Regions from separate parts of the Mus musculus genome. Here all the other regions are linked to region 1. A link is a loop called in an ENCODE intact Hi-C map of the cell type or tissue named here. Cell type or tissue: heart. All regions are shown on one strand. Each heading gives the region's core, and the rest is flanking DNA. Links, peaks and the distances in the headings are about the cores only. Region 1 overlaps Arhgef28 (Rho guanine nucleotide exchange factor (GEF) 28). Region 2 has its middle 17 kb from the start of Arhgef28. Region 3 has its middle 23 kb from the start of Utp15. Region 4 has its middle 6.2 kb from the start of Enc1. Region 5 holds the start of Arhgef28 (Rho guanine nucleotide exchange factor (GEF) 28). Region 6 overlaps Arhgef28 (Rho guanine nucleotide exchange factor (GEF) 28). Region 7 overlaps Arhgef28 (Rho guanine nucleotide exchange factor (GEF) 28).

What was found. Peaks named below come from ENCODE experiments on the same cell type or tissue, not always from the same donor. Only the 100,000 strongest peaks of a DNase experiment are listed, where the experiment ranks them.
Region 2: a loop joins it to region 1, with 8 times the contacts of the local background. A loop is called at or near these places in 36 of 42 quality-filtered maps.
Region 3: a loop joins it to region 1, with 5 times the contacts of the local background. A loop is called at or near these places in 35 of 42 quality-filtered maps.
Region 4: it touches region 1 in a loop (3-fold over the local background); 7 of 42 quality-filtered maps call a loop at or near these places.
Region 5: a loop joins it to region 1, with 6 times the contacts of the local background. A loop is called at or near these places in 9 of 42 quality-filtered maps.
Region 6: a loop joins it to region 1, with 1.9 times the contacts of the local background. A loop is called at or near these places in 3 of 42 quality-filtered maps.
Region 7: a loop joins it to region 1, with 2.2 times the contacts of the local background. A loop is called at or near these places in 3 of 42 quality-filtered maps.

The regions. Positions count from the first base shown.
Region 1 is chr13:98,029,106-98,033,607 of GRCm38, reverse strand. Arhgef28 (Rho guanine nucleotide exchange factor (GEF) 28) reads left to right here. Exons shown (of 36, transcript NM_012026.2): 8 at 3,677-3,732; 9 at 4,171-4,231. Among named protein-coding and RNA genes, the nearest start is that of Gm34388, 140 kb to the right of the region's middle. In heart, for the core only: a CTCF peak has its summit at 2,151 (motif pointing left); DNase peaks (open chromatin) are centred at 1,977 and 3,387; H3K4me3 peaks cover 511 bases; H3K27ac peaks cover 602 bases.
Region 2 is chr13:98,220,491-98,224,992 of GRCm38, reverse strand. No RefSeq gene overlaps it. Among named protein-coding and RNA genes, the nearest start is that of Arhgef28, 17 kb to the right of the region's middle. In heart, for the core only: a CTCF peak has its summit at 1,832 (motif pointing right); no DNase peak of the experiment used is centred there.
Region 3 is chr13:98,237,945-98,242,446 of GRCm38, reverse strand. No RefSeq gene overlaps it. Among named protein-coding and RNA genes, the nearest start is that of Utp15, 23 kb to the left of the region's middle. In heart, for the core only: a CTCF peak has its summit at 1,998 (motif pointing right); no DNase peak of the experiment used is centred there; H3K27me3 peaks cover 121 bases.
Region 4 is chr13:97,232,619-97,237,120 of GRCm38, reverse strand. No RefSeq gene overlaps it. Among named protein-coding and RNA genes, the nearest start is that of Enc1, 6.2 kb to the left of the region's middle. In heart, for the core only: CTCF peaks have their summits at 1,897 (motif pointing left) and 3,835 (motif pointing left); a DNase peak (open chromatin) is centred at 1,900; H3K4me3 peaks cover 484 bases; H3K27ac peaks cover 405 bases.
Region 5 is chr13:98,204,697-98,209,198 of GRCm38, reverse strand. It overlaps Arhgef28 (Rho guanine nucleotide exchange factor (GEF) 28), which reads left to right and starts at 3,034. Exons shown (of 36, transcript NM_012026.2): 1 at 3,034-3,126. In heart, for the core only: CTCF peaks have their summits at 2,681 and 3,302; DNase peaks (open chromatin) are centred at 2,768 and 3,298; H3K4me3 peaks cover 1,807 bases; H3K27ac peaks cover 1,581 bases; H3K27me3 peaks cover 357 bases.
Region 6 is chr13:98,118,669-98,123,170 of GRCm38, reverse strand. All of the region lies in intron 2 of Arhgef28 (Rho guanine nucleotide exchange factor (GEF) 28), which reads left to right. Among named protein-coding and RNA genes, the nearest start is that of Gm34469, 50 kb to the left of the region's middle. In heart, for the core only: no CTCF peak of the experiment used is centred there; a DNase peak (open chromatin) is centred at 2,590; H3K27ac peaks cover 514 bases.
Region 7 is chr13:98,135,094-98,139,595 of GRCm38, reverse strand. The region is part of intron 2 of Arhgef28 (Rho guanine nucleotide exchange factor (GEF) 28); the gene reads left to right. Among named protein-coding and RNA genes, the nearest start is that of Gm34469, 34 kb to the left of the region's middle. In heart, for the core only: no CTCF peak of the experiment used is centred there; no DNase peak of the experiment used is centred there; H3K27ac peaks cover 1,151 bases.

The sequences.
Region 1 (4,502 bases), core at 278-4,277:
CTTGGGGCACCAGATGTAGGTGGGTGGAAGAGAAAAATCTGTTGGTCCCCACCTTGTACGTAACAGGCAGGGGATACAATCACTGGTTCCCAAACCAATTTGGTCCCAGCCCAAAGTGTGATTTCAGAATGCATTCACTGCCCACAAGGAGAAAAGGACTCATTTGTCAGACTGTCCTGGGATGTACTACGAGGCCCCTGCCTCAGCCTCCCCATTGCTGGGATTACAAGCATCTGAAGCACACCCAAGAAGGCACTGAAATATGTGTGAATTAGTGTGTTTCTAGAGGGGTTGTATGGTGAGGATAGGCATCATTAGGGGGCTGTTTTGGCATTTCTTAGGGAGGCAGAGCACACAGACAGTGCCATCAGCTTGCCAGCTATGAGCATGACACTTCCATGCTGGTCTGTGCATGACACTTCTGTCCTGGTCTCAGGTGTGGGGCCAGTAGATAGACGAGTGGGAGACTAGAAGGCTGGTGGACCCCCTGGCTCTGCTGAGAACTTTTCTCTTTCTCCTTTCTTTCTGGAGGGAGGGAGGGTCCTTGTGCTTAAACCTCAGGGCAGTTAAGAGCGTTCTTGCTCACTTTTTGTTGCTTAAGCCTAGACTCTGGATCCATCTTGCAAGAAGATGTAGGAAATCTTGTACAAGGAGACGAGCTTTTCTCCAGGCAAATCTTCTTAATGAGCCACTGATATTAATCTTACAGCTACTTAACCCAGGGGTAGAAATCCTTGTTTGCTGGTGCTGTGTCATTAGTGAACATAAGTACTGGAGATTATCTCTTGTTTTTATTACAGTTTGGCAATATTTAAAAAAAAAACATGTTTATCTAGTTTTCTAAGTCTGATTTAGAGAGGTGATCCTGCCTTCTGGGTGGGCCTTGAAGACAACATGAATAGGCCCTTAAAGCAGAATAGGTAAAGTTACTGATACTATTATCAACCCAAGGTTGCTACAGCAACAAGTAGTTTGCTTGCACTTCGCAAGGAGCCCACTAATTCTGCAGAGACTCCCCTGGAGCAATTTAATTAAGCGTCAGATTCTTTTAAAAGCTTGGAGGTATCCTTCTGGTGAGCTGCTCTAAACTAATGAAAGGTGAGTTGTGAGTTGGAGCCTGAGCATCATCGCAACAGTTAAGAAGTGACTTTAGGGTGAGGAGTTTTATACATTTGAAAGTTCTTTTTAAAGCCAAAAGTAATTATAATGAGAACCTATCGTTTTACTGTGGAGCATAGTGGATTCTAAAAGCCTTTGGCATTTTAGTTGTCTCTGAAACCTTTTACCAAGTAGATATAATATGTCGAGTGCACCCCATGTCTTCCACCCTCTGTCTTCTCACCCTTCCTCCTATCCTACTAGTCTTCTTTGCTCCTAGCTTATTGTTACATATGTACATACATACATACATACATGTATATACACGTATATAAAATCTAGGAACCACAAATGAAAGAAAACACACAACCTTTATCTTTCTAAGACTGGCTTGCCTGGCTTTTTTCACTTAATGTGATTGCCTCCCGCGTCTATTTTTCTACAGCAGTTGTTTTAAAAGGGAGAGAGAGAGAGAGAGAGAGCGAGCCACAGGAGACTAAGAGGGGATGTAGGGATGGAAATGTGCTGAGATCAGGGTCAGCCTTTTTAGGGGGTAGGGCTGAGGGAGAAAGCTGAATGATCCCTTTGATATTGCAAATGATTCCAGGCTACATCCTGTTTTCCAGGGTGTTCAGAATAAATGCCCGCAAGTATGGGGCGCTTTAGAGATACTGTGGCCTGGAGTGGCTTGAAGGGCACAGCACATAGCTAGCAGGATGTAGTTGCACGGCCGTCTTCCTGTCTGGTGCAGATGTGTTCCTGGAATCTTTGGCTCTGTTACCCCCTGCTTTCTGTGGCACGCTGCAGCCATTGTCTCTGCTTGAGGTTTTATTATGTAGGTTTGAGTTTCCAAAGGGACTCCTCAGCAACACCTACGCGGCAAACATCACGGCAGGCGATACACAGTTCTGTGCATCAGTGAAGTGGGCTGGAAAACCTTGCTTTAAGTTTTTGCTTCGGACGTTTGGCACTGAAAAGGCACACCCTACAGGCAAAACCGGCCTGGTTTCACTTGAAACCGGCTGGTCTTCGTGCGAATGTTACTCTTCTGCCACCTGGTGACGAAATTTGGGAATTGCATTTAAAAGCTGGCATTGAGTATAAGCTATCAGGCTGGGTGGCTCTATTCTCCATTGAGAAGAGTTGACATGACCGCATAAAATTGAGCTTTTTATTTTTTTTAATCATGAAACCTAATGTTGCTCATGAGTTTATGATCAATACCAGAGACCACTGTCACCGAGCTTCGCTTGCTTGATGAAAATAAATTCAGTTATTCTTTTAAAAAATCATTTGCTTTTACTTATGTGTATGCTTGTGTGCGGGGTGTGCATAGTGTATGTGTGGGTGCCAGTGGGGGCCAGAAAAGGATGTATAAAGTTATCAACAGTCATGGCTGCTGGGAGCTGAACTCAGATCTTCTGTAAGACCAGCAAGTGCTCTTAGCTGTCCTCATTCTTGCCTCTCCACTTCTTATTTGCATTCTGTCACCCTTATTGTCTGATTTGCCATGGAGAGCTGCCTACAGAAGGGCTTGTACGTTTTCTGTGAAATGTAAATGAAACCTCTGGCAGTACCTAGTACCGAGAGCTTAAATCCATATGGAGGTTTGAGGCAGAAGGCAACTGAAATGAACAGGAGAGGTGAATGAGGCAAGGAATGCCCCGTTTGTGAACTTTCTCTAGAACCACATCAAAAAGGTCATGGATGCTGAGAAGCTGAGGACCAGCAGGGTTGTATATCCCTATAAATGTACGTGAAAGGTTTTCAGCTAATCACCCCTGTCAGCACTTATTCTTTCCAAGGCTAAATGGTTATTTTGACTGTCTTTGAACTTGTTTCTGGGAAACTGAGTATTTGGGAACAGAACCCATCAGTCAAGGGACAGAGAAAATGTCCCCTCACCTGGGTTTCCTGTTCATCACAGAACATCCTGAATATTGTTTCCAGGAAAAGCTTTGCTGGGGCCGGGTGGGGGTAGGGGTGGGACCTGGGGTATCTGAGGCCAGCCACTGCTTAATCAGCCTGGCCAGCTGAGGTCAGTGCTGAGAGCTGTGTGGCGTGCTCCACTTTCAGTGATGCAGAAGGGACCGTTGAGTGTCTCTTAGAACCGATTAGTCGTTTTTTTTCTTTCTTCCACTGACATCTGTGGAATCCAGGGGGAGAGGCAAGTAGGATTCCCTCAGGTGGGTACCAGCCACATCCTCAGCATCTGTAGAGAGGCTTGGGGGAGGGGTGAGCATCCTTCCTTTGCAGTCAAGGACACTGATTTGTTTAAGACACAGCCCTCCTCCCACCCCCTGCCACCCCAGGATTTCCGGTGAGAGCTCCCTGCCTTGTTTACAAAGTAGCATGCACAAATAACCCCAGCGTGTGTACAGTCAGGTGATCACTTCCTTCACTCTCTGGTAGAGCTGCCTGTTACAAAGCCTGATCCAACCCTAGCTGATCCTGTGCAGAGGGTCCTGGGTGACTTGTCACGAATTTTCTTTTTCTGTCTATCTTGCCTGTCTGTCTGTCTGTCTGTCTTTCTTTCTTCCTTTCTTCCTAACTAACTAACGAATTATTTCTTTTGCAGAGGTTAGGAATTTGGAGTCTGGCAGATCACCATCGGAGGAGGAGGAGGATGCAAAGGTAAGGAAACGTGGTCACTTGGCTCATGTTCATAAAAATCCACAAGCAGGCAAGGGTGTGCCCCAAATCCAATTTCTTTTATTAGGATCACAATGGGCTACCTGTTCTGACCAAGCCTAGCCATCTTTCTGAGTTGTCACTGTCATAGGAACAAGATGACCAGCATCCTCCTCCAGGACATACTAGGCTGGAAGCATCTCATGCCCGGATATTTACTGACATTGCTTTCCCTGTGGGCAGCTTTCAGGTGTGTGTGAGCTGAACACACATCCTTTCCTTATTTTTAGCTCTCAGAGCTAATTATAAACACACACGAGTCTCCTGTTTACGTGTGCTTTTATTGGTGTTTTCCAAGAGCGTCACTCTAGCGCACGAGAAACAAACATTAATGTAGCACACATGGGATTTAATGAACTCCCTCACCTGTGTCTGTTTCAGAGCATCAAAAGCCAGGTGGATGGGCCGAGTGAACACGAAGACCAGGACCGCCTACCTCTGGGTATGTTCCAAAACGCCGCATTGCCTGCAGCCAGGGGTGGGTGCTATGGACTGGGCCCATGGTAAACAAAAAGAAAACATGCTAGTATTTCAATACTCTTTCCTGAGAACCTTGCTTGCTTCTCTCAGCCTTCCTAGCTCAATTTTCTTTAATGCTTAATGTATTTTTAACGTACAACTTGCGTTTACAATCTAAAATACACAGGAAGAACCCAGGACATTGCCTGAGGAGTTTCACCCTGCCAAACTCTGGCATGCTAGTTGCCATGGTT
Region 2 (4,502 bases), core at 248-4,247, 190 kb before region 1:
GTTGGGATATCCAGGCATTTCTGCCTCCCCAGCAGCCTTACCCTACGGTGGGGCAAACGCACAGAAGTGGGAGAATGGGTCACCACCTTTTACTTCTATTGGGGGAGATGAACTCCAAGATGGGAAGGTTCTAGAGTTAGGAAGCTTGTCTAAGAGAGAGTTCCCGTGATGCACAGATGAGAAGAACCAGCAGAGAGTGAACCAAAGTTCACTTAGTTTACTAAATAAAAACAAAACTAGTGTGAGCCAGGGTTTCCAGGTAGGAACTTAAGCAACTGGCCACAGAAGACACTGGTTCATGGAGTCAAGGGTTACAGGGCGCCACCCCTCACGGGAAGTGCTGTGGACTACAGTTTGTTAGCTGGAAACTAACTCTCTGCTAGTGACTTAAACAGTGGCTTATGACTCACTCGTACACCGACAGAGGTAAATCGTTTCATTGCCGACCATCTGATACTCAAGAAAACAAATTACTTTATCACTCATGAGAACTAAGTCGTTGTTCAAGTTATGCGTGTGATGGCTTCTGAGACGTACAGGTGATTAGCTAGAGGGCACTCCAAAGCTTTGGGAAGTAACAGGCAGTTGGCTGTGCTTGGGCAAATGTCCATTTTTCTTTTTATTTCTAACGGTTTCATACTTGTATACTGTTGTGGGCCGTCTAGCGGCTCTCGAGGAATGGGTATGGCTGAGATGGCAGACTCGAGCTTAAAGAAAAGGAACTGGATGGACAGGAGAAAGAACGGAGCTAAGACAAATCAGACTCTGATCAAAGCTCAACTTTAATGTTGGCAAAGACGCTTTATGAAGAAGAGGGGAGGCCCATTCCCAGCCATGCAAAGTTCCTATGAAGTAGACAGATCAGCCTTTTAGTGGAAACTCACAAAGATCACAGTGCTAACTCAGAGAATCGGTTCGGCCTCAGGCAGGTAGTGGCACATCAAAGGAGAGGGATGAGAAGCAGCACAGCAGGTGGCTCCGCCTAAGTGGAGGATGGTCACAGCCAGCCTTGCTAGTCTGGAAGGAGGTAACAGTATATGGTGCATCACGATCACACTCACCCCTGTTACCCTTTCTTATCCCCCACTCTGGCTGCACCTCTCCAACTTCATGTGTGTTGTGGGTGCAGCTCTTATTCAGGTAGGCATACCAGAGGTGTGCTCTCAATTGCTGAGGCCTTGACATATCTGGGGGGACATTATTTTGCAGCACCCCTCCCTGTTCTTTGGCTCGTATGATCTTTCTGCCTCCTCTTCTGAGGTGTTCTCTAGAATTTAGAGAGGGAAATGGCCATCATTTTGGAGAAACTAACTGGATTTTTTGGTTGTTATTATTTATTATTTATTTTTATTTTATGTGTATGAGTGTTTTGCCTGCATGGAGATATATGCACGGAGGCCAGGAGAGAGTGTTGGAGACTCTGGAACTGGAGTTATAGACAGTTGTAACCTATCATGTGGGTGCTGAGACTCAGACCTGTGTCCTCTGTCAGAGCAGCAGGTGCTTTTGACCTCTGAGGTGTCTCTCCAGCTCAATTGGGGCGTTTCTAAGACTCTCACATGGCTTTGTGACTGCCTTTATTTTTCCTTCACAGAATGCTTAATGTACATATTTCCTTTCTATTGCCTCAAATGTGAGATGCTGAGCTTGGCAGTATTTACAGAAGAGAGAAGAAAAAAGAAAGGAAGGAAGAAAAAAGAGAAAAATCAAACCAAACCAAAACAAGCCCCTCCCCTGCAAAAACAAACAAACAAACAAACAAACAAAACAACAACAACAAACCCCAAACCTTCATTTTAGAGAATCACGCCCACGTGATTCCCCTTTCCTGCCACCAGGGGTCAGATTCGGATGGCCGTGCACCACGGGGCACATGTGGAGGAACAATGGCACTTCCATGCCAATAGAAAAGCAGTTATGTGTCTGGTGTGCGTAAAGGTGATCTCCCACTTGGCACTTGCATCTTGTGGTATGCTGCTTGCTAATGATCTATGTGCTCTGTCATGCAGTCGGCAACACAGGCGCCGAGCCTTCTGAAGCCAAGGGTTTTATATAACGCCTTCCCCGTCCTCTCAGACACTCTCCCTTCAGCTGCTTATACAGCTTATGCTGGGGGCTGTTTCGCAGGTCCTTAAGGATGATGAAAACTTTGAGCCCGAATGGGAACACATCTTTTCCGGGCTCTGCAGCTGGAAAGAAAGAGCACGAGTCTCTCAGGGAGGAAGCAAAGGATCCAAGGAATGAGTCCGCCGTCTTCTGAGACATTGGGTCCATTACAAGACATTATTAGCATCTCCTGGACTTGTGGTAATGGTTAAGTGAGATACGAATTTAGAATTGTGCCAGGTATACATTATGCCTGAATATGAACTGCCATTATCCTGGGTCTAAGGCTAACTAAGTTCACTATGCAGTTCTCTGTAGGACTAGGTGACTAAGAACAAGATCAGGAGCATAGTGTCTTTCTAGATGCTGCTGGCAAAACACGATATTTAGAAGGGAGGACCATTCACACTAGTGTTTCTTAAGGACAGAATTGGAGAGGCACTTAGTAGAATACCTTAGGAGAAGTTTCCCTGGGTGCACCAGAGCTGCTCAATCCATCTCTGAGTGATGATGTGTCTGTCAGGGCTCCAGCTCCCCAGAAAACAGCATTGGCTTTGCTTAACAACAGGTAACAGCTGGGCAGGGGCTTGTGGACAGGGGCAGAGGATCAGAGAAGAAATGAGTCCCTTTGCACGTTGCAGTTCAGTGCTGCAGTAGGTACGTGTCAGGAGGTAGAGAGAGGCAAATGATGACAGCCTGGAGGAAGCCATCAAATGCTTAGGGCTATGCCTGATGTTTAGAGATGTGGCTTAAGCTAGGCAAGCAATGGTCTGAAGAGTTTTTGCAGCAGCCGTGCAAGACACAGAGCCTCATTACTGTGCACAGGTGAACTTCTATAAGGGCAGGACTCATAATAGTACTGGCTAGGCCAAATGCAGCTCTGCTTCTGTTACTAAAAGAAACCATCTCACAGGAATTTGTCAGGAAACCCTTCCCACAAGTCCTCTGGACAGAGCGCACCTTAAGGTATCTTTGCTAGTGTGAATATTAAGCTCTAACATATGAACACAGAAAAGAACAGCAATGGTGTCTCTGGCCCTAGAGTGCCCACAGGGAGAGTCCTGCAATGTCACCTGTCCCTGGGAATGGCATGATTTCTACAGCTTCCCACTTGACTCATAGACACAGTGATGGGGTGGGGGTGGGGGGACATTTACTGGTTTTCATGACAGTCTCTGGAAGAATTCCTAAAAGACTGCCTGGTGGCCTTCTTCGCAGTTTGAAAAGATGCTACATCTCCTATGAGGGTCTCCATGTTAAGGGTGAGAGAAATCCAACTTAGTGAGTTACAGTCACGTCTTTAAAGGAGCAGTGAAACAATACCAGTGCTGCCCAATGGTGGAGTCCAGGCTGCCTTTTAAGCAACCACTTTGGCCCTGCATCTGCAAAAGTATAAATAACTGTCTTAGTCAGGGTTTTACTGCTGTGAACAGACACCATGACCAAGGCAACTCTTATAAAGACAACATTTCATTTGGGCTGGCTTACAGGTTCAGAGATTCAGTCCATTATCATCAAGGTGGGGGGGCATGGCAGCATCCAGGCAGACATGATGCAGCAGGAGCTGAGAGTTCTACATCATCTGAAGACCACTAGGAGAAGACTGGCTTCCAGGCAGCTAGCATGAGGGTCTAAAGCCTACACCCACAAGGCCACACCTATTCCAACAAGGCCACACCTCCCAACAGTGCCACTCCCCGGGCCAAGCATATATAAACCATCACAACAACCAACTAAAACATAGTATGGTTGTTATTGTTATAGCAATGTCTTCAAGGCCGTAGGCACACGGATGGCAAGTCTACACTATACTGTAGATAAGGGCAGCAGAGCGGAGAGGAGAATAACCTCTCTAGAGGACTGTTGAAGGGGTCAGGGTGAGATGGTTCAGCAGGAGAAGGCACCCTGCAGCCAAGCCTGATGACCCTAGTTCGATTCCCAGGACCTACATGGTAGAGGGAGAGAACCAAATCTCCCAAGTTGTCCTCTGACCTCTACATGTTCATGTGGCACCTCCCAAATAAATAAATAAATGAAAACATTTTAAAAAGAGAACTGGAAGGTTGACAGTGGATAAATAGAACAGGATGAATCATCAGTTTCATTCATTCATTCATTCATTCATCATTCATTCATTCATTCATCATTCATTCTTTCATTATGTCTATTGTTGAGCTACATCCCCACCTCCAACTAGCTGCTTCTTAAAATAAGCAACTATTATAGATTTTCTCATGTTAAAAGTTCATTCTTGTATACTTTTACAACTTTATTCAGTTCTCCACTGATCTCTTTAGGCAATTTGTTAGCCTTTTTCAAACATAAAATGATTGTCTTGTTCTCAAAAACCTTACTTTGATCAAAATATTTGGTAGAGATAGTGAATAACTCCCCTT
Region 3 (4,502 bases), core at 138-4,137, 210 kb before region 1:
GAGAACCAGGGACTTTAATGCCCAGGGAGGAGGATGAGAAACTGCCTTTTCCAGTATCTTTTCTTTCTTTCAAGGCAGATTTTCCTAACTAGGTCAACTGATTGAAATGCGAATGTTTCAGAGAACCCTGCAGACACACCTGTGCTAGTGCTGTACCAGTTATCTGGGTTTCCTTTAGAGCAGTCAGGTTGACATCTCATCTTAAACACAACAGAGCAAGTACCTGTTTCCTATGTATCGAACTGTCAATGGAGCTGGAAAGCTGGTGCACACAAGGATTGATTTAATATAGGGAACTAGGGCTTTCTGACAGCATCAAGGAGTTGGAATGGAGCCACTGCTCAAGAGCACAGCCCCAGAAAGCAGAAGGCCGTGACTTTCACCATCTGCAAGCTAGAGACTAGACCTTGGTTGGCTTAGTCACTGTCACCTCTCAGTTCCCATCTCCTGTCTGTGGACAATAACAAGCAGAAAGCTGGCTTTTCCTTACCCCTGCCTTCCTAGTCAGGTGTCAGCACGCGGTATTAATGTTCTCATAACAAATTACCTAACAAAGGCAAGGGGTCTATTTTAGTCAGTGGTGTAAGGGAACAATCCATCAGGGCAAGGGAGACACAATGGAGAGAGTGTCTCTAGTCATGATAGCAGGAGTGTGAGGAAGATGCTCACACAGGTCCACAGTCAGAAATCACAGAGATGCATGCTGGGGCTCAAATGCCCCGCCCCCTTTGCAATTTAGTCCTGGACTCCAGCCCACGGGATGGTGCAACCACATTCAGGGTGGCTCTTCTCTCCTCTGTTAAACCTCATTAAACAGAGACACGTCTAGAGGCCTCTCTCCCAGGTGATTCCAAGTCCGTACCTGTGATTAACCATCACATCCATCTCATCTAGGAGGCCAGTTTTCATCCGGGACATTATTTGCAAAGGTTTCTGGGAAATGTGGTTTTAAATACGAAGCTCTGCAATTCTGGAGACATTCTAGCATCCAGACAGAGGGTTCAGAAGCCAATAAGTACAATATTCTTCCCCCTGTAGTTGGCACATCTTTAAACACAGTTGTATGTGTTTAGCTCGCTTCTAAACAGATGGGGGCATGCAGCACACAGTTGTGCATTCCAGTTGTGCATTCCAGCTGTGCATTCCAGTTTTCCATTTAGGCTGCACTGAGACTGGGGATACCTCCGTGCCTGTGGCTCTACCCCATTCTTTCCTAGGCTGTGTCCCACATCACTGTACAGCGGTACCACAATCACTGCAACCAGTCCCCTGCAGATGGGCATTCTGACGCCTTTCAGAATTCTACATCTACAATCAATTATAACCTGGATTTCGGGTTTTTGTATGTACAAGCAATTGTACACCTAGCAGTGCTTTCTATAGCTTTGGTACATTTGAAGAGTGAGTATTATCACCATGGATCCTGGAGAACGAGTCTTTTCTCTCACTGCAGGGTCTGTGCCTGGTTACCCCTTGTCCCTGAAGCTCCTTCATCCAAGGAAATATCAGTTTTCCTGAAACACACACACACACTGTTTAATATTTCACAGAGCACTGGGTATCTAGATAGAGCAGGTAATACTGGTATCTAGTTCTGCACACAATGACACTTGGGTGACAGTTTAGGTGATGTGTCCAAAGTCATACACTTAGTTAGTGGCAAATTTGGATTTGAGCTCAAGTCTCCAGTTTAAAAGGTGCACGTTTCCGAGCAGAGCAGTGCACAAAATAATGTTTTGTGTTGTATAAATACAGAGAATGGTCTTGTTCACTTTTGTATTCTTAACTTTTTGCCTAATACATCTCTGGTGCTTACTGACCATGGACTGAGTAAATGGTCACTTGGTGCTGCCTTGCAGAGAAACATTGTATTTAGAGTTTATAATGTAACACGGAGATAGCTTTCATTTCTCGATGAGATCCAACTCAAATAGAAAACCTTTCTGGAAGTTGTTAATCAGGAGACATTGAAATGGTGCCGCAACTCACTATTGGTCCACAAGAGGGCGGTGTTAGAAAAGCGTGAGAAACCGGCCTCTGCGCCTTCTCTGAAGTTCTCAGAAGGAACGCAAACAAGCCTTTTGCTTATTGCTATGCTAACCAAGTAGATTTAAAGAATAGATGTAGTTATTAGTAGATTATAACCAGAAATAGGGAAACAAATCTAACCAAGGCTCTATTTTAAAAGATGAAGCTTCTCAACCACGTGGAATAATGGGAAGAGCATGCGCTGGCTAACCTTGGGAAAGCACAGGCTTGGCTTGCACATCTGCCAGATGGGGCAAACATGGCGTCCCCTGAAGGCTTGCTGGGAGAAAGGCTATGGTGACACAGAAAACACTATGGTGACACAGAAAACGCCACTGTTTTTTCTTTTGGTTTTCTTTTCTTTTTGGTTTATTTGAGTTTCTTCTTAGCTTATCTAATTACTAACATTGGTTCATTTAGGTAAGAATTATGTTCAAGTTTTCTTTTATATATATTATATACTACACACACATATATATATTATATTGGTGTGGGTGTGTATGTGTGTGCGCGTGCATGCACTGTATGTATACTGAGTCATCACAGGTGCTAGGTAAGGACTCTAACACTGAGTTTATTTACCCAGCTCTTAAGGATATTTTCTGAGTAAATGAGGTATACAAAGTGGTAAAATAGGTGTATAACTGACTTGAGATCAACTGAAGTAAGAAGAGAGTACCTGGTATGGTTTGCAGTCTATACAAATGAGAAGAAAGCAAGAGGGTGGTTCCCCCTAGCTCACTGGTGCTACACTAGGAAATTTGATGGCATTTGTCTCTGTTACTTTTCTCAACACTCCTACCTGAGTGAAGGAGTGTACGAGAGTCAGGAAGAACTTATTTTGGCTCGTGATTTCAGAGCGTACACTCTGCCATGGCAGGGAAGGCATAGGGGTCACAGACAGATCTGCCCATGATGGCTGCGGAGTGTGCAGGAGTCGTCACGTCATGACCAGCCAGGACACAGAGACCGTGAGCCTGGAATCGGAGGCAGAGCCTTCAAGACCCACCCAGTGAGCCACTTCCACCAGCTAGGACCCCTACACCAAAAGTTCCATAACCTCATTCTTGGCTTACAGACTCCTCCCAGAGAACTAGCAGCAGTTATGTCATCACATGCCACCGTTGCTACCTGTGCCGCTGCCGGGTGCAGGTGGCCTGGCAGTGTACAAGAGGACGTTTCGCTATCCCAGCCCCTCTCCCCTCCCCTCACCTCTCCTCTCCCCTCCTCTCTCTTCCCTCTTTCTTCTCTCCCCCTCCTTCTCACTCTCACTCTTTTTTTCTCTCTCTGTTCCCCACGAGAGCCGGCCTCTCTCTCTTTCTATCCTTTATTCCTGCTTTCTCTGTCCTCGTGGCTCTGTCTGCATCTACCCCTTTTCCCTCCCTTCCCCGACATAAACCTCTCATACCAGGCATGGTTTTTCAGGGGACAGCTTTGCACAGGCCTGCTAGGTACCTGCCGCCTTACCCTTACCTTGCAGCCATCACCACATTATATTTCATGATACTTATAAAGCCGGGTCAGGAGCTGAGGACCAGGTGTCAAAATACATGAGCCTCTGAGGGATGGCCCGGATTCAAACCATAACAATGTTGTCATCTTCAAACATTTATTAATTCAGATTTTCCCTATTCAAATGAATCGTATTAGCTTGGTGTATATGATCGTTTTATTGTCCAAAAGGTTAAGAGCATAAGCTATGCTAATTTAATGAGTTTGGCAAATTCCTATAAATATTGCTGTAAGGCATTGTCTTTTCTACACAATGTTTCGGATTATCACACAAAGCAATGGGTTGTATCATGGTGTCTTCATGCACATGCTGATATCCTTTGTTCCCCTCCCTGCCTCTGTTTCCCCAGTTAGTCCCTGCTTCTTCTATTTGCTTATATTCTGTTTTTTTTTTTTAATAAAATTCCAATTGTTCAATTTTACTACTGAAGACTTGGGAGCCAGATGCTGGGGTGAAAGCCTGCTAGCTCAGGGAGGCAGAGAAAGCACCCAGCTGACCTTCCTCCTCGGCTGATGTCCCAGAAGGAATGCCCTCTCTCACACACACACGCATGCACACACACATGCATGCACACACACAGGCATACACACAGACACATGTGCACACACACATGCATGCAAACACACAAGTGCTACAGCATGTGTGTGGAGGTCAGAGGACAACTTGTGGGAGTTGGTTCACTCCTTCTACCATGTGAATTCTTAGGATTAAGCAACTACTTTAACAAGGCCACATCTACTCTAACAGAGCCACACCATCTAATAGTGCCACTCCCTGGACCAAGTATATAGGAACCACGACAGTTAGCAAATGCATTTAATAAAGTTTTTTCCACATCTTTAATGGCTTGCTACCCCTTTTTAGTTTTTATTGCTCACTAATGTTTTATTGTATGAATGTGCCACTGCTAATGTGCGTAGGTTATCTTGCTTCCTGGCAATCGTGCCTGTCTTAGATCTGA
Region 4 (4,502 bases), core at 351-4,350, 800 kb after region 1:
CCATCTCCTGGTCACACGTGTGGAAGGGAAAGGAGAAAAAAGGAACTTCCAAGGACTGGGACCCTTACGGAAGCCCCTCCTTCTACACCTTCAGCTACCGAAGGAACACCGGCAGGCCTTGAATGTGTTCTCTTATCCCATGGGGACCAGATTATTTTTGGTCTTTTAGTACTAGACATTGAAGTTAGGACCCAGAGCATGCTAAAGTCACACTCTACCCCAAGCTGCGCTCAAAGCTCTTGGAGCATTGGCTTCAGGCTTTCTTGTCAGGAAGGACAGCGACACCTGCTATATGTTCAAACCCACAAGGTCTTCCAGTCTTTTGTCTTTTATTGATGCTGTCTTCCTGTTTTACACTGGAGCCATTGGCCTATTACTGATGATGAAGAAATAATTCTTTTCTGTTACTTTAAAAAAAGAAGCTGATACAAAAAGGATTATTTTTAAAAAACATTCTTTAAAATGAAGCAGCTAGGGAGCTGGAGAGATGGCTCCGTGGCTAAGAGCACTGACTGTTCTTCCAGAGGTTCTGAGTTCAAATCCCAGCAACCACATGGTGGCTCACAACCATCCATAATGAGATCTAATGCCCTCTTCTGGTGTGTCTGAAACAACTACAGTGTAGTTATTTTTAATAAATAAATCTTACAATTTATTGTGAGAAATCTAGCTTTAAAAAAAAATAAATGAAGTGGCTATCCATGTTTAAAAGAAAGCAGCCTAGCCAAAACAGAGCAAAAAACGAGGTACAGGAGCCCCTATTCCCTCCTTCCCTGAGGCTCTTGTAGGGTGGGTATGATATGAGTTCCCTGGCACCTATCAGAATCACACCAGGCGGCCGTAGGGTGTGACCTTACACAGCCTAGGGGAATCTTGAACCATTTCCCCTCCTGTTTTTCATAATCTTTTCAGTGCCCCAAGGCTCCTGGACTAAACTCCTAATTTATTCTAAGTAATTACATTCAAGAATCGACCGTTGTTCCAAGCAATGAAAAATGAAGGTTTTGTTTGGCCTGGATGTTGTGCTTCCAGGGCGGGATGCCAAGTGTCTGAGCAGGTCTCAGCATGAAGAAGGGACCAGAAGAAGGGACCTTTGTGGTCCAAGAACTTGCACTTCTAAATGAATATTTAAATAATTTTATAGCAGGCTGCGAGCACAGACTTTACTCAATGGTACAGCTCAGCCTCAGACAGGAGGTTGTAGTTACTGTAAATCAAATGAAAAGGTAGAGGTGTTGATGAGTGTGTTCTGTTCTCATGAAGTTAAAAGCACAGCCTAAGCAATGATACGAACTCATAGATGTATATATGCGTGTGTATACGTGTATATGTGTTCATATACGTGTGTAACATAAACAGCACCAGCCTCCGTCCAATCATCATAAGATTATTTTCAATATAAAATTAGCTTTACAAAAGTGGACATTTCAAATAGTTAGGCTAGCTTTTCACAGCCACAGCTGTGTGAGAAGTTTTCTTAACAAAGTCTTGTGTTCACTGTGATGGAGAAGACAGCCCAGGCTCCCCCCAAACACCATCAATTCCTTTTACGTTTTTTTCCGGGACACTTCAGATGCTGAAGGAAATGAAGAAAGATCAACATGCATTCTGATTTTTAAATAGTGCTTTTCTAGGTAGAACTTTAATAGATTTCATCTAAATGTATTTTCTTTGACAAGTTTGTCTTTTTTAAATCCCACGTATCAATTTCCACAGTTTAATAAAATTCAATTTGTCACATCCCAAATTTTTAGGTAAAATTTACTACCAACAAAAAACCCTCCTCCTCATACCCACTAGTCATCTAAGACATGCTACAGTCACCCCAACAAAGCCGGGTAAGTGGGTGTGCCTGGGAGCCCAGGAGGGATTAAATAAAGCAAGTGTGCCCTCTGCTGGCTGCAGTGAGGATCAAGTACCAAAGGGTCTGTCAATATTCAAAACCATCCTACAGAAAGGAGAAAAGAGAACGAGCATGCGCGAACGAACACGCTCTACAAATTCTTATGGGTTACTCTGGCCCCCGGGTGTTCAGTGTTTAGATGAGCAAAGGAAACTGTAAGCCGGAATCCTGCCGGTCTGCAGAATGGCCGAGAACATGGCCATCCAGTGACCTTCAGACAAGAGAGCAACGGACAAAACCGGGTCATTTAGCCAGATCCCAGCCAGCCAATCTCCTGCTACTTCTCCTTCAGCGCTAAGTTTACTGTCCTGAGGCCCGGGGACAGGAATCTGTTTGTCTACAGAGGTAGATCTGGGATTAATAACAATGTTGAACCTCTCTCGCTTTTATATCGTGTACAAGCACCGCATTTACCTATCCCCAAAAGGACTAAAATCTCGTGGGGGTGATCCAGAGCTGATGTGGTATTCGCCACACCAGAGTTGAGTTCTTTGTTGTTGTTGTTGTTGTTTGTTTGTTTGTTTTTTCAAGACAGGGTTTCTCTGTGTAGCCCTGTCTGTCCTGGAATTCACTCTGTAGACCAGGCTGGCCTTGAACTCAGAAATCTGCCTGTCTCCGCCTCCCAAGTGCTGGGATTGAAGGCATGTGCCACCACTGCCCTACTCAGAGTTTAGTTCTTAACCACTGACCTGCACTGCCTCCTCTATCTTTCTGTCACTCACGGTGCCTGCTTTCCTGCCCCCTGGAGTGCTAGGTTAGCATCCCATTTCCTTCTATTTTTCTGTCTCTGTCTCTCTATCTCTGTGTGTGTCTCTGTCTCTCTGTCTCTGTCTCTCTCTCTCTCTCTCACACACACACACACACACACACACACACACACACACACACACTGGATTTATAGGAAGAGAAGACATGACATGTTTGATTTACTTTGCCCTATGTTGACAGATCTGATAACAGTGTGACAGACGAGAAGCTGGAATCAATTGACTAAAATTATACTTTTTTTTTTTTAAATCCACTTTACCCTTTCTCCACAGTTAGTTACCAGATCATGTTTTCATTCTGGCACACTGTACCCAGTAGAGATTGGTACCAACTCACAAGCAAAGGCCCGTCTTCATCAAATTGCTCTTTCAAACTTAGTTTAGACAGTTTCTCAGCTGCGGACTGAGGCACCGTTTCCCCTGCTATGATCAAGCCCCAAGTAGTAAGAGAAACATCTTCCCACTTCGATGTCTGCAACCCAAAGGCCCAGGGGAGCTCATGTGTCCTCTTGGAAGAATCTTGAGAGAAAATACAATAGAAAACAAAGGAAGATTTTAACTTCTTGGCTGAACCCAGCAATTGTGACATTATGTTTTAAATCCAACGTACACAGACTATGCAAATGTTTGAAAGCCTTATATTGGACAATGGCTTACAGATGTGAAGGACTTGTCAGTGGGTAGGCACAGGTCCCCAGAGCACAATGCGTTCCACTCCTTGAAGATGCAGGTTGTCTAGAAGCCAACCCACTAGAGGAGTTGTTCCCACACTATCCTTTTAGAGGATCCAGTCCCTATTGGAGCTTCCTTCAAAAAGCAAATGATGTCTACCTGAGCAATGAATCCACAGATAGTCTCTCAGGCTGGAGAATTAGTTATGAGGGGCAGGGCAACACCGGTACAAAAGCAGAAACATAGAACACAGGACCTGTCTGTCAGCCACTGCACTTAAAGTGCTGGAGAGGGAGAAGGGGGTCAAGAGACAGCTGCCTTGCCTCTTGTCTCTCTGAACTGTCAGGTGTGTATATGTAAACATTAAGAATGGAGAGGTGACTAGATAGTTAAGAGCACTTGGTGCTCTTACAGAGGACCAAGATTTGGTTCCCAACACCCGCCAGAAAACTTAAAACCAACTATAACCCCAGTTCAGGGAGATCTGGCGCCCTCTCCTGGATTCTTTGGATAATGTAAAAACTAGGTACACTTCCATACATGCAGGCAAATATTCTTGCCCATAAAATAAAGAATGGAAATGTTCAGCTGGGTGTGGTGGCACATGCCTTTACACCAAGCACTCATGAGTCAGAGGCAGGCAGATCTCTGTAAGTTCAAGGCCAGCCTGGTCTACAGAGTGAGTTCTAGGACAGTCAGGACTACACAGAAAAACCCTGTCTCAAAAAACCCAGACCGGGCTGGTGAGATGGCTCAGTGGGTAAGAGCACCCGACTGCTCTTCCGAAGGTCTGGAGTTCAAATCCCAGCAACCACATGGTGGCTCACAACCATCTGTAACAAGATCTGACGCTCTCTTCTGGAGTGTCTGAAGACAGCTACAGTGTACTTACATATAATAAATAAATTTATCTTTAAAAAAAAAAAAAAAAACAAAACCCCAGACCAAACAGAACAAAACGGTGGAAATGTCAGTTACAAAGATCTGACCTGTCTCATGATGGAGTCCATGCAGGAGCAGCGCCCTCTCTTACACAAGGCTTGGACCTTCTGTACCCATTCCCAAAAAACAGTATGTGTTTCTCTGTCACAGCGTCAAGTAGCTATTACAGAAAGTTTACAGTGTTTTCATACCTTGTAATCCTCAAATCCTTGGAAAGG
Region 5 (4,502 bases), core at 360-4,359, 180 kb before region 1:
CCTAACTTCAGATGGAGGAGACGTGAACAACTCAGAACGAGTTTCTCACCGGGAGTCTGATTTCTAAGTGGGTACTAGAGAGATGACTGTGGTGAAGAGCGAGTTCTGCTCTTGCAGGCACACAGAGTTCAGTTTCCAGAATCCACACCAGCTGGCTCACGACCACCTGTAACTGCAGCTCCAGGGGCTATGCAGCCCTCTTCTGACTTCTGCAGGTACTGCATCCCCAAGTGCACAGACAACCCCCCTCCCCAGCCCCATACGGCACACATTCACTCAATTAAAAACTAAATAAATATTTTAAGAAAAGAAATGTTCTAATATTCTGTACTCTAAAATATTGCTAACCACGATTTCACGAGTCCTTGCCATTTTATTCTGCATTCACTGTCAGGCCTTTTTTCTTTCACGGTGATTGCAGACACCAGTCTCATTTTACAGGTAAAGAAATGAAGGCTTAGAGAGATTGGACGTGCCCAAGGTCATCCTATTTCTAATTCTGGGGTTCTCTCCGTTCTCTGACAAACTGGCCACCTTCCCATAGCAAGTTTTCATTTTAGGCAATGAAACATGCTAAGAACAGTGTATTGGTTGGTCATTTTAGACTCATGGCCTATTCCCAGACATGCTCTCAAAATTATTAGTAAAGGAAATAAAGTGTAAGGAAATATTAGGTGGTAGTGGAACTGGAACTAATTTTAACCCACCAATGTTTGCAAATAGTGACCGACAGTTCCCATACTGCATCACTGATTTAAAAAAAATAACTAACATGCAATATTCCCCAGGTGCTCTGGGCCAGGACTGGAGATCACCAGGGAAGCAGCAGTCTTTGTCCTCGAAAGGGCAAATTGAAGACAGAGTAAGAATTTTAATAGTCCTTCGTATGACAGCAAGTATAGGCAGGTGCTGTGCTGTGTGATAAGACAAAGGTCAGAGTGTGGAAGAAGGCATAACAGTGGAGAAGGGACTTAGGGAAGAACCTGTGTCAAATAAAGGCTAAAGATGAATAGAGGTTGGACCTCCAGATGAACTGGGAAACTGCGGAGGACTCATGGGAAAGCTGGGCCGATGCCAGTGGAATTACCCACCTGCTAGCTTCCTGGCTGAATGTTTCTGGTCTGTGACCTAAGAACAGGAGAGCTTGAATTTTAAACACATGCATTTCCAGCCTAGCTCAGTCCCAGTGTGTCCTGAGCGACCTGTATCTGCAGAATAGACAAGCAGATGCAAACGGCTATTTACACAGGGATAGCTTTCTGCCTCAGGCAGTTACTGCTTCTCTCAAGGTTGGCGGAGCATGTGGCTTAGAGTTTGAACCTAGAGAAGTTGAAAGCCAAGTACTTATTTAAATATTGATCACGCTCAGTGCCTGAGAGAGAGCAAGAAAACTGCAGCCGGTGGGATTACATGTCCTCTACAATCATGCTGAGAGCATTAGGGACAGTCTCCCTCCGTTTGCTTCTTTTTCGTGTGGAAGAGAGCCTTGGGCTAATGTCTTACAATACCTGTTCCTCTTCCCACAATTCCTTGCCTCTCTCAAGCTGTATATGACAGAATCAACTAAAGAAGAAGAAGAAGAAGAAGAAGAAGAAGAAGAAGAAGAAGAAGAAGAAAAAGAAACAAAAGAACAACAGCAACAGAGGGATCAACAAAGGCTTCTTTTACAAACTTTTCCGCTAACAGGCTTGAAAACTACTTGTGTGTGGTGTGTTGATTCAGCCAATCTCCAGTTGACTTTTTCACATTGAAAATATTGATGTTCGAGAAAAGTGTTATTGCTTTTATTTTTTATCTTCGGGACTTCGTAGTTCTTCAGTGGAGAACACTCTTCTTTGGGACCTAAGGTTCTGCAGTGTGACATCAGAGGATATGAATACAAGTGTCAATACTGCAAGGCCAATGTCAGGTCCTTTATAAAGAAGGAAGGGCAGCGTTTGCCCTAAGACAGGGCTAAAGACCTCAGACCCTGGGTTTTGTTTTTTTGTTTTTGTTTGATTTGTTTTTTGTTTTTTTGGTTTTTTTTTGCCATCCTGCCATTCTTTAGGCTCTGGTTAAACAGGTATGTTAGGAGGGTGGCCCAGGGCATCTGGCAGTGATGGTTTGGGACGGGCCAACACATCTCTCCTGTCCATGTAGTCGGTCTGTCTTCTTGAGAAAAATAAAGGTAATATTAAAGGAACTTAGAAAAGTAGACGCTTAATTTTATCTTTAAAGCTGGAATAATCATCTTAAGCTTATTTTATAGTAAGCTGTACAATGGCGAGACTTTTCACTCGGGACAACTCAGTGCTAAGTGCCTCAGTGCTTTAAGATCCAAGGGGTCCTTTCACATTGTTAGGTGTTGTAAAAGTGGCTATGGCTTTCTCAAAAACAAACAAACAAATGTTGGTGCCGTTTAGGCACCTGTTTGCATAAACGCATAGGGAATCGAGCCTGCAAAGCTTTGGGCCAGAGGAACCTCCATCATCCTCATGAATTAGAGGGAGTCGGCTGTTTTAAAATAGTACTTCCTATTGTAACAGACCCGGGCACTATTATGTCCCGGGTGTGGTGGCTTTGAGCTGAGGACAACCCGAGCCTCCCTCTGGCCTGGCACGGCTCCCTTTAGGAGCCGACCGGCCAGCTCCTTCCTCCGGCGCCACTAGGGCGTGGAGGCCCCCGGGGCGAGCGGGCGCCGCCGCCGCTAGGGTGCAACCCTGCCCTGGCCCAGCAGGTCCCGCTCCGTGCCCGCCGCCGGAGGAAAGCCGAGGCGACCGGCCGCCGCCCCGCGAAGGGAGGGGGCGGCGGAGCCGCAGCAGCTTCAGGTTTCCTCCTGGAGCTGGTGGCGGGCGCGGCCATGTGATGAGGCGGCGACGAGCCCGGCTGGCCAGAGGTGGGCAGGCGGGGACCAGGGGGCGCAGGGGGTGGCCCCAGCTGTGGGCGCGGCGGGCGGGCGAGCGGGGGTGGGGTGGGGTGGGGGGAGCTGCGGCTCCGCCCCTCGGTGCGGCCAGCGGAGCGGAGGGGCGTGGGCAGCTGGGGACCGGCTTCCCCGCTCCGGGCGACGCTGGCCGGCGGGTCGCCCTCGGCAGGCCTCGGGGACAGCGCCTGGCCAGGGCTCCTGGCGTTCCCGAGCCACAGCTCCAGGTAAAGGCGGATTACGGGAGCCATCCCTCTTGTCTCCCCGCAGCCCTGGGCGAAGTTTGCCCACCGGAGTTCTCAGGGGACAAAGTTTCTCTAGGGTCCCCGAGGACGCAGGGGTCTGCAGAGGTGGTGAAAGGCTGCACTCTGTCGGCTGGGCAGCCCGAGGAATGGGCGCCGCCTCCTGGTACCTGGGGATGGCAACAAGTGCATGGCGCTGCCGGGTCGGAGGCAGCAGCTGTGAAGCGCAAACGGGAGGCAGCGGCCACCCCTCACCCTCTCGGGCAAGCGGGGTGGGAGGGGGCAGAGGGTGACGGAGCTCAACCAAAGCTAGTTGCAAGCGATGGAAATCAGAGGCAGGCGGCTGGAGAAGGGTGAACCTCGAGAGCCTGGTTCTCCTCTTCCCATCTGTGTTTCTGGCCAGCTTCACCTATATGCTTGGTGTGTGTGTGGGATGTACCCCAGACTGCTGGTCAGTCTCAAGTTCAGGACATTTATTTCTTGTGGAAACGTTTGCTGAGTTTATAAAAGCATCTATGGTCATCTTGTTTGGGAGGGGCTTTTAGCATTGGGTGGGAATCCGTGCGCTTGTGCCATGAGTTTCTCTGGAATACTCGGTTGTGGGTGGTAGGGGTCACAGGTGGAGAAGGCGTTCTCGCTTGCTGTGAGCTCTGTGAACGCTGGGTGTTCAGACCACCCAGGAAACCCAGCTCTGGTTTCCCAGACACCAGTTAGGTTTCTAAGGGAGACTACTTTAGGAGCCCACAGAGCCTGCCTATTGGTTGCAGCTGGGTGGGCCCAGGGGAAGGGTAACATCTGTGTTTGCTAGCATCTGACTCCCTGACCCCTGCTCAAGTGCCAGCCTCTACACACTCCAAGTTGTAGAGATTGAGCACTCGATTCTGCACCAAGCAGTCAAGAATTACAGTTATAAAGAACGGACACACTGCTTTTCTGTACTTTGCCCTCTCGTGTTCCTAGACCCTGAAGCTGTCTCAGTAAAATGAAATTCTATTCTCAACAACACAAACAAAATCAAAGGCTTGCCCTAGTTAGGCTCTGTGGAAACCACTTTGAACACGATAATTCAAGCTCTGATAACCTTTCCTGGGAAGCTTTCCATAGCTCTATTTTGAGTTTTTATGTGAATGTTAAAACAAATAGGTGTTTGTCTAATCTTGATGAATAGTAGCGCTAACTCCTTTGGAGTGTTTGAAGGAAGAGAACATTGCAGATGCCTTTTGGAGAGGTTGTAGCATTTCAAAGTGATATTCCGATGCAGACTTTATAGTGATTATGCATAATTATTTTTGATTATAGAACTTGGATAGCATCATACTTGATACTTTGTGGTTTGGGAAACTGAGGCACAGAACTAGTTC
Region 6 (4,502 bases), core at 317-4,316, 90 kb before region 1:
AGCCAGTGAGAAAAAGTCGAAGCTAGGCATCTGGAAAGGGCAAAGATTTCGGTGAGCTTTCCCCTGAGCTCTCAGCATGCCAGGCACATAGGACAGGAAAGTCTTCACGCAGCAGCTCCTGGGCCAGAGTCATGCTTCCACTGCTCGCCTGCATTCTGGGCTCATTACCCAGGGCATGGGCTGGCTTCCTTTTCCCTTCTCTCTCTCAGGAGGCCAGACTCATTGCCCAAGCAAACCAAAGATCAGTTCCAGCCACTCAGATAGCAATCAGTGGGTTGTACAACACTATAGCTCTCTTCTGATCCTGGATAGCATTACTTTGTGTATTGATTGGCTAAAAATAATTATTTAGATATAAACAAAATGAGCACTGGTAAAAGAGGGGTTTCTTTATTTACCATTTCTTGTAGTATCCCCACATGTAATTATATGCCCTTTCTTATTCATTCGCAAATGGAGGAAATGTAATAACCCTAAAGGAACCAATTAAATTCCCAGGTAGAGAATATATGTTTATTAAAAAATTTGATAATATTGCTGTTATTTTAATTGTGAAAAAATTAACCTTCCTATCGAAGTTTTATCAGGGGCTACACTCATTGCCCAAACAAGCCAACAGATCAGTTCCAGCCACTCATAGACAGCCATTCTCCTGGGACTACTGGCATTTCACATCAGCATTTTAAAGCATTTTTCCCCTTATATCTGCCTCCCCTCTCCCCTTCAACTTCCCCTCTTTCCTCTTGTTTTCTGGCTGCTGACTGCTGTTGAGGGTCCAGGACAAAGGGTCAGATCGCAGTAGAGACAGTTTTCTTACTGACACAACTGAACTTTGCCTCTTGGGAGTCTAGAAGGGTGGGCTCTGCAGGCACAGATTGTGGCGGACAGTGAGCATGAAGAGAGGAAATAGGTTACCAGTGTCTTTCCAGTCTGTTGGCTTCGAGTCTGAACACGTAGAGGTTTCTAGTAGAGGTTTCTCCCAGATGAGGTCATAAGGTATGTGTGAAGCTTACCACTCAGAAAGCTGAAAAAAAAAATGGAAGCATGTCATTTTGGGTGTCAGCCAGGATTGCCCATCGAGAGTGTGTATTGTGTATAAAGTCACCATGGACTTTCCATGGTGAGTCAAATATTCTCTATTTTTGTCTGGAAGGAGGGGATATGGATTAATGTAGAGCTCGGGTGAAAGAAGCCTTGCTCTGATACTCTTCATGAAACATGTTTGCTGTAAGAAGAAGAGGAAGGGAAGGGAATGGGGGAGACAACATGAAAGGCAATGGATGTCTTTAAACAGAAATCATTAGTTCATCAGTTCACTGTGAGGGAAAATGAAGGTAGAGGAGAGGTTGTACTGGCCTTGGATTTTAGCTGTAAATAGGATGGTTTTCCTTGGGAGACTCAGGTCAAGCTGTCTTCCAGAGCTGAAGTGTTTGGCTCCTAAGTATCCTAGTTTCCTCCCAGGGATAAGGAGAGGGGTGGTTAGTAGTTGGCCACGTCAAGTCCACTGGGTCAGCAGTGGGCATGAACTATAATTATCTTTGGGATCAGTTAGTGAGGTGATCAAGGTCATTTGCATAGAAAAGGAAACAAGGGGATTTGAAGGGCAGAGGATTCAGCTTCGAGGTTTGCGTGTTGTGGGATGGTGACTTGGAGATGACAGAGCTCCAGCATCCGTGTTGGGATCACCAAGTTGGATGAAAAAGCTGAAGGTGTGGGAAAAAAAGGTGGTAAAACCAAAGTTAATCGTAAACCCATCATCTCCAAAGTGTGCTGAGCATTGGCAAGTATCCACTGGGGGCTACCTAGCATCAGGCTAGAGTGCCTGGGAAAATCCAAGCTCAGGGGAGACAACAATGCCAGCTAAGACCGTTAAGTGTCTAATGATCCACACCGTGGTGTGGATAGCAACATCTGGGCATACTTCTTTGTTTGTGTGTTTATGATTCCACATGTATGTGTGTTTGTTTAGATAAATGATATGCATTCGATTATTAGATGTGCATGGATCTCCACCTAATATCTTTGCAAATATGTATGTGCATGCCACCTTTGCCCTGATGAAAATTCAGAGCTCCTCTGGCGTGCCCAGGCTCTTTGACTGCCCTTCCCTGTCTTTCTACTCCCCCAAAGTAAACTTTGTTTCAATTTCCATCATCAGAGATTAATTTCATAGAGTAAATATTTGAGCCGAATGTTTTTCTTCATAACAAGCTAGTGTTAAAGGAAAGTAAAGTTTCTCAGACTGTGTGGTGTTTGCATGGAGGGCTTTATTATTGTCCTCCAAGTGGCTGCGCCCTGAGCTTTATTAACTCCTTACGGCTCAGATGGAAAACACTTCTCCCCTTGGGTGAGTCACATCCCGTATTGTAAGCAATAGAACTCGGCGTTAGACAGACCGTGATGTAGATGGGAGAGGGCTGGAAGCCCAGGCTGAGAACAGAGGCAGGAACGAATGGCACAAGGCCCTGCCATTGAAACTGTAGAGTCTGCACAGGCCACAATTGCTCCAGAGCTAGTCCAGTGGCTCTGAGGTGCTTTGCTGACTCCCTCCCATGTGGCTTCCTGCAACTCTTTGTGAATAGTCTCTAAGGACTCAATCTTTGTGTTGTTCTATTCAAATTCACAGCCTGGGAAGGAACAGCTGAGCCTAGGTCACATGACTTCCAGGGAGCAGGGAAGGAAATGTCCATTGTGAGGTAGGGTCTCTCCTGCCACCAAGACCTACTCACTCACAATGGGCGAGTCCCTCCAATAGGAAGGCAGTGTGGATGTCTTTCAGACAAAAGAGAAACAAAAGAAAAACTACCGAAGGCAAAGCTTCACCACGCAATCAGGCTTCTCTTATTCTTGTTATTTTATCACTAGTTCAGGGATGTTTAGAAATGAAGCCTTACTGAAAAGGTGGGTTTCAACTAAAGATCACAGCACATTCTAATACAGTCTAATACACAGTACATTGTATGGCGGATCCCAAGTGCAGCGAGGAACAATAAGCTGTTCTTTGTTTGTTGGAGCCCCTAACAATTAACCCTTAAATGTGGGGCTTTGGATTTTCAAAGAAAGCTGTTCTGATGTTGTCCACAAAGTTAGGCTAACAATGTAAAGAAATTTTACTTTTTCTGTGACTGACAGGTGATGTGCCTGCCAATCAGAGTTCCTCACCATACACTTGAGTGATGCCCCTTACAATATGGGTTGCTTTCAGCTTCATTTTAAGAAAGAGGAGAATCTTGTCTCCTTTAAACTGCATGGTCTTTTGGAATAAAGACCAATCTGAATTTGATTCACTTGCCCTTAGGAAGTTATTTTAGTTACTTTTTTTATTGCTGTGATAAGACGCCACAACCGAGGAGGCAACTTATAAGAGGAAGCATTTAATTGGGCTTAGAGTTTCAGAGGATTAGAATCCACGACTAGCAGGGAAATGACACGGTGGCATAAATATCTAAGAGATTATATCTTAATGTGCCAGTAGGAGGCAGAGAGAGCTAACTCAAAAGTGTGCTTTGAAACCACAAAGCCCACCCCATGACACACCTCCTCCAATAAGGGCCACCTCCTAATCCTTCCCAAACAGTTCCACCAACTGGGCACCAAGAAGTCAAACATGAATTTATGAGGACTATTTTCATGCAAACTACCACAGAAGATAAAAAAATCTCAGGGAGTGATAGGGTTCCCCCCCCCCCTTTAACTGATAAGCGACCATCCACCAAATATCTTTATTTCCTAAATTAATCCTAACCATTAATTTGTTTCCTAAAGTAATAATGAATTACCTGAGAAATACTGCTTTGTGACAATTTCTTCCTCATTAGTTGAAATAATTGTTCCGGAGACGAAGATACCAAGATCTGTAAGTGTAAGTGTTCTAGTCATGTTATAAAACAATGTGTGGCATCTGTGTAGATCTCTCTCTCTCTCTCTCTCTCTCTCTCTCTCTCTCTCTCTCTCTCTCTCTCTCTCTCTCTCTCTCCTTTCATTCTTGACCATGAGCCCATGGCTTTGTGCATGCTAGGCAAACACTCCAACACTGTACCTTATCCTTCTATTTTTGGAGACAGAGTCTTGCTTTGTAGCCCAGGCTGTCTTGGACTTACTATATAAATTAGGCTGCTCTGAAACGTGAGATCTTGTGTGTGACTTCTGCCTCTCTGATGTGATGTAAGGATGCTCCACACACCCAGCATCCACCATATGAATGATATGTAAATAGTTCTTGTATCGCTTAGGGACTAATGACAAGAGGAAAGTCTAGCCATGTTTGTTGCAGACACATTTTCTTTCCAAATACTTTTCATCTGAGGTTTGTTGAGTCTATAGATTCTGAGCTGGCGCATATGGTGAGCTGACCATATTGTCAATGCAGAGACCTGAATTTGAACCAGAGTCCGCCATCCCTTATTACTTTTCTGTGTATGATTTTACACACATTGCACAGCTGTGTGGGCCAAGGTTTGATTGTGCTTGTTATTTTGACTTGAGCAAATTTGGGTGCAGAT
Region 7 (4,502 bases), core at 195-4,194, 110 kb before region 1:
AGAGATCTTTACAACATCTGCAGAGGTGCACCTGTGTCTTTGCTTGTGGAGTCTCGTTGGCTATATCCCTGTCTGACACGTGGTACTACTGATGAGCTTGGAGTCAGCCTAGGAGGGTAGGACCACTTCTCTTCAGGGCAGCATGTTGTACAGCTGGTGTGGCTGGACAGTGGCATCCTCTCAGTAGCTCATTGTCAGTTAAATCTAAGTTAATCTTCTATTCCTGTTGCATGCTATGCTCATATTATAATTTTATTTGAAGTCTCTGTCTTGCTGAGGGACACTGAGTGTTCTGGACTCACTGAATGTCTTAAATGAAGTTGTAACCTAGTGTTCAGAGACCTGATCCGTACCCTAGGTAGCTGAGCTAACTCCTCCTCCTCCTTTGATCTTTCCAATAGCCTGGATCTTCCAGCTTATGCCAGTACCTGGCTGAGTGTACTCTCTAGTCTTAGCCTTCTGTTAGAGGTCTGAGGACAGGTCCCAGGCTGTCTGGTTGGACTGTTTGAGTCCCGGTGCCATTTCCTAGCTCTGAAAGAAGCTTCCTATGAAGCCAGTAAGTGACTTGCTGGCTTTGTTCCGGCATCACCAGGCAGACATCTCTTTCCGGACTCCCACAGAGGCCCACCAACTTCTGGTTCCTGCTGAAGGAAATCCTGTCCTGAGGCCTGCCCTTTCTCTGTCTGTAGTTCTGCATCCCCCACGACTGGCCTCTCATGTCCCTTAATAACCCACATTTCTGACTGGCTTTGCTTGACCACATCATCTGGAATCTTTGAAAGGGCACCAGTCACCCTCAGTTTGCTGATGAGACCCCCTACATGGAGTGACTTGTTTCATGTCAACTCTACTGTCTTGGAATTGTGACTGCATTTGCAAACTGTGCTAATGTATAATATAATATAATCAATAATATAGAAATACACAACTTATAACTTAATATAATTTTAATGTATATTTAAATTAAACATATAATTTAATATAAAAATTATACAAATATATTATATACAAATATGCATAACATAAACATTATATATTATATAAATATATAATATGTATATTTTATAATATAAACATAAAATTATAATATGTAACATATAACATAATATTTTGTGTATTATATATTTGTATATGTATTTTCCATAATATATATTTGTGTAGTACTTAGTGGTGGTGGATAAATTACAGCGACTGCCCCAGTCATTGCTGTCACCAGAACTTCATTTTCTCAGGCACCCAAGGGTGCTGATTGGGCTGTTCTCACCCTGCTGTCTTCCTTGAACTTTCTAGTATGAAAGTGACGGCATTTCCTGGTCCTTAAAGTATCACACTCCTTTCTCTTCTTTTTGTCCACAAGGATAGTGGTAACTGTGTGTCTTGCCTAGACAGATTAATGGAGCTCTACCAGCAGACTCTAGCAAAAGGCTTGACTTAGAAACCCAAGAGAACCCCTCCATTAGCTTCATCTCCATCCAAATTCCAAAGTCCACATGGCTTCTGAGCACAGTGGTGCTTCTGGGCGCTCCTCTCCACCGGCTGCTGGGGAAAGTACACGGGGGTCAGAGTGTTGGGGCTGTGGTGTCTTCTCAAATGTGTGCAGCTATTTCTGGCTTAGAGTGGAACTAGGAGGGTCTTCTCTGGGAGTCAACTTCTGGGCCACACATTCGCTTTATGCAAGTTCTCAGTGAACGCGTGAATGCTTCCTGTGTCCTCACTTAGACACAGTGGCTTGAGCATCTTCCTGCCAGTTGCCAGCTGTTAGGCATCTCTGCCGGAGCTGTTTAAGATGGGCTTGCTTAAATTGGCCTGCTTTAAGGAACTCTTGCTTAAATTGGCTTAAATTGAGCCTTTCCCACTTTTCTTTTCTTGGGCTGCTTTTTAATTTGTTTCTTTCAAAGCTCTTTTCTTTTCACCTGCTGGCTTTCCAGAAAAGTCAAATTCCAAAGTGATGGCATTGTAGCCACAGAGCAAAGAAGACCATGGGTGACTATTTCCGTTTGCCTGGTCAGCAGCCATTTTGCCCATCCTGCAGTGCCTGAAGAGGAGTTTCCATCTTTAAGCTTTCAGGTCTTTAAGAACCATGTGTTCTTAAGTCTACATCACCTGGCTTCCCTATGTGAGTGATCCTCTCGCCATTCTGAGTAATGTTCACCTCTGCATTTTAAATAATTTGAAGTAATTATCTCAGTCTTTATTACATTTAAACATTTTTCCATACGTGTGCACATTTATGTATGTACGTATGGGGGTGGGGCATATGCCACGCATTCATATGGCTACCTCTTCCCATCATGTGGGTTTCCCAATTGGTACTCAGACCATCAGCTGGTACCCGAAATTGGCCTACCAATTTGATTTTTTAACATAAGTTGCCATCTAAGGGGACATTCTATGCCTGATGGTTTAAGTCTCAACAGCGAGAAACTTAGTAGAAGAACTGAGATGTGATCTGATCAAAGTGTTTTGTTTAGGTGTTCTGGAAAGTCAGCTCTTCTGGAAGGCTTACCCTTCCCCACCCCGGAGTGTGCATGGTTTAGAGAAGTTGTCGTAGTGCTTGCTCATCTTGGTAACTTGGTACGGTCTGGCTTTAAGCCTTTTGTTATGATTGAAGCCGATCTTAGAAAGGTCATGCATTCTTTAAGGTGTTCCCCCCCCCCCTCCCCATTAAGTCTTCATTCAGCTCCATGTGCTGTAATATTAGAGAGCTAGAAAAGAAAAAGAGGCTCTGGGCTCTGGCTTACTTAGGAATGGGGAGATGAGAGTGAGAATTCCGGTTAGTGATATGCAGGAAAGCAGCAGAGGGCTGGGGCTTAGAGCCCCGCGTGGCTGTGCTGGAGAACGGCGTGTGTCTCTGCGTGTGTAAGGACTTGTGCACACAGATGTGCTACTAAGTAGTGTGAACCCATGGGTTCACTCTCGGGGAACCGGAAGACAAAGGTCCTGGGAGAGGGCACGAACTTCCAGTATTAGAGGAGCAGCAAAAGATTACTGCTGGTCAATGCTTTGTGAAGGAGACAGCAGGTGACAGGTTCCAGGTGGGCGGTGCTGGGTCAAGAATAGCTGGGGTTATGGGGTAATGCAGAAAGTGTGGGTGCAGGGTCCGCAGAGGATTTGTGTGATCTGATTTAAGATGAGAGTGCTCCACTTGGGGTCCCTGACTTCCTGCCTCTCCCACGTCAGTGTCCCAGAGCTGTGTGTGAGCTGCGCTTCCTGCTCTAGCTGCATGGTTTTCTCCAGAGCCCTCTCTTCTCCCTCTAGGTCAGATCACCCTTCTTCTTCTATTACGTCTCCTCCCTGAACACACCCACGTGTGGCCGGCCTGCCCTGCCCTCTGCTCAGGCCGCCTCTTCTTTTTCCAAGGAGTCTGTTTGCCATTATCCCTCAGTTAGCCAGCCTTCACTTAAAAAACCCAGATGGTGACTGTTTCTTTATAAAAAGCACTTTTCAAGTTTCTCTGTAAAGTAACCCCCTTTCTAGCTTCCTGATTTTTGTTGCCAAGCAACAGTCTCCCAAGTGTCACATGAAAACCACATTTTTCTGAGTCTTCCTCGGTACTTACAGTTGGCACATCCATAGCACCCCGGGGCATTGGGACTGCCCCTTTCTGACCTTGACAATGAACCCAATTCACTTTTGGATTGTTGTTTCAGCCCCTGCAGGGCTTCCGTTTGCTTTGATTTGATTTTTTACCAGGTCTTCGTGCTTCCCCTGGGTTCATCTGTCCCATTGCTGCCATATCTTCTCCTGCTCTGATTAGACACATCCCCTCTATCCTACACGAGGCTGTCTTCAGTCCGTCTCCATCCTCTTATCTCCATGGCTTTACCCAAGTCTCTCTGTCCCACTTCACCATATCCTAATATCTTGTGGTATTCCGTGCACTTCAGTCTTCTGTGAATCTTTGTTGATTGAAGGGAAGCAAACTGCTCCCTGACTTTCTGTAAAGCCATTTGAGGGATGGCTGTGTCTCTTGCGGGGAGGGTCCAGTTGCACAACAGTTGCCGATAAGTCAAGGTGGCTCTTGATTATCCAGTTAGGATGGCAGAGAGCCCCCACACTAGAGGTCCTAGCCATCCTCTGGTTTCTCGGTTTCTCTCAAATGCCCTGTTTGGTTTTATCCCAGGACCTTTGTGTGGCTGCTTCCTTCTGGACTTCTGCTTCCTCTGCGTTTGTGTAACTAAGTTTATCCCATGCAGGCTTCAGCTAAAATGCCATGCCTTCAGTGAAGTCCTGTGCACATACTCCAGGCTTTACATTGTGAAGGAGTTTACCCTTACTTCATTTCATTTCATGTCTCACCCATTAAATGTGAAAGCATCCAAAACATCAGGAGTTAAAATGATTTGGTACATAGATTTCCCACTATTGGCTCATTGCTCAGCACGTAAGTAACACATAGTTCCAATAAGAAGCCTCTCATGTGAAGTGACTGAAACTTATCCTGGGGGTGGGGTACACTTTACAGTCTTTTCAATATTTATTTGTTTGTTTGTTTGTTTATT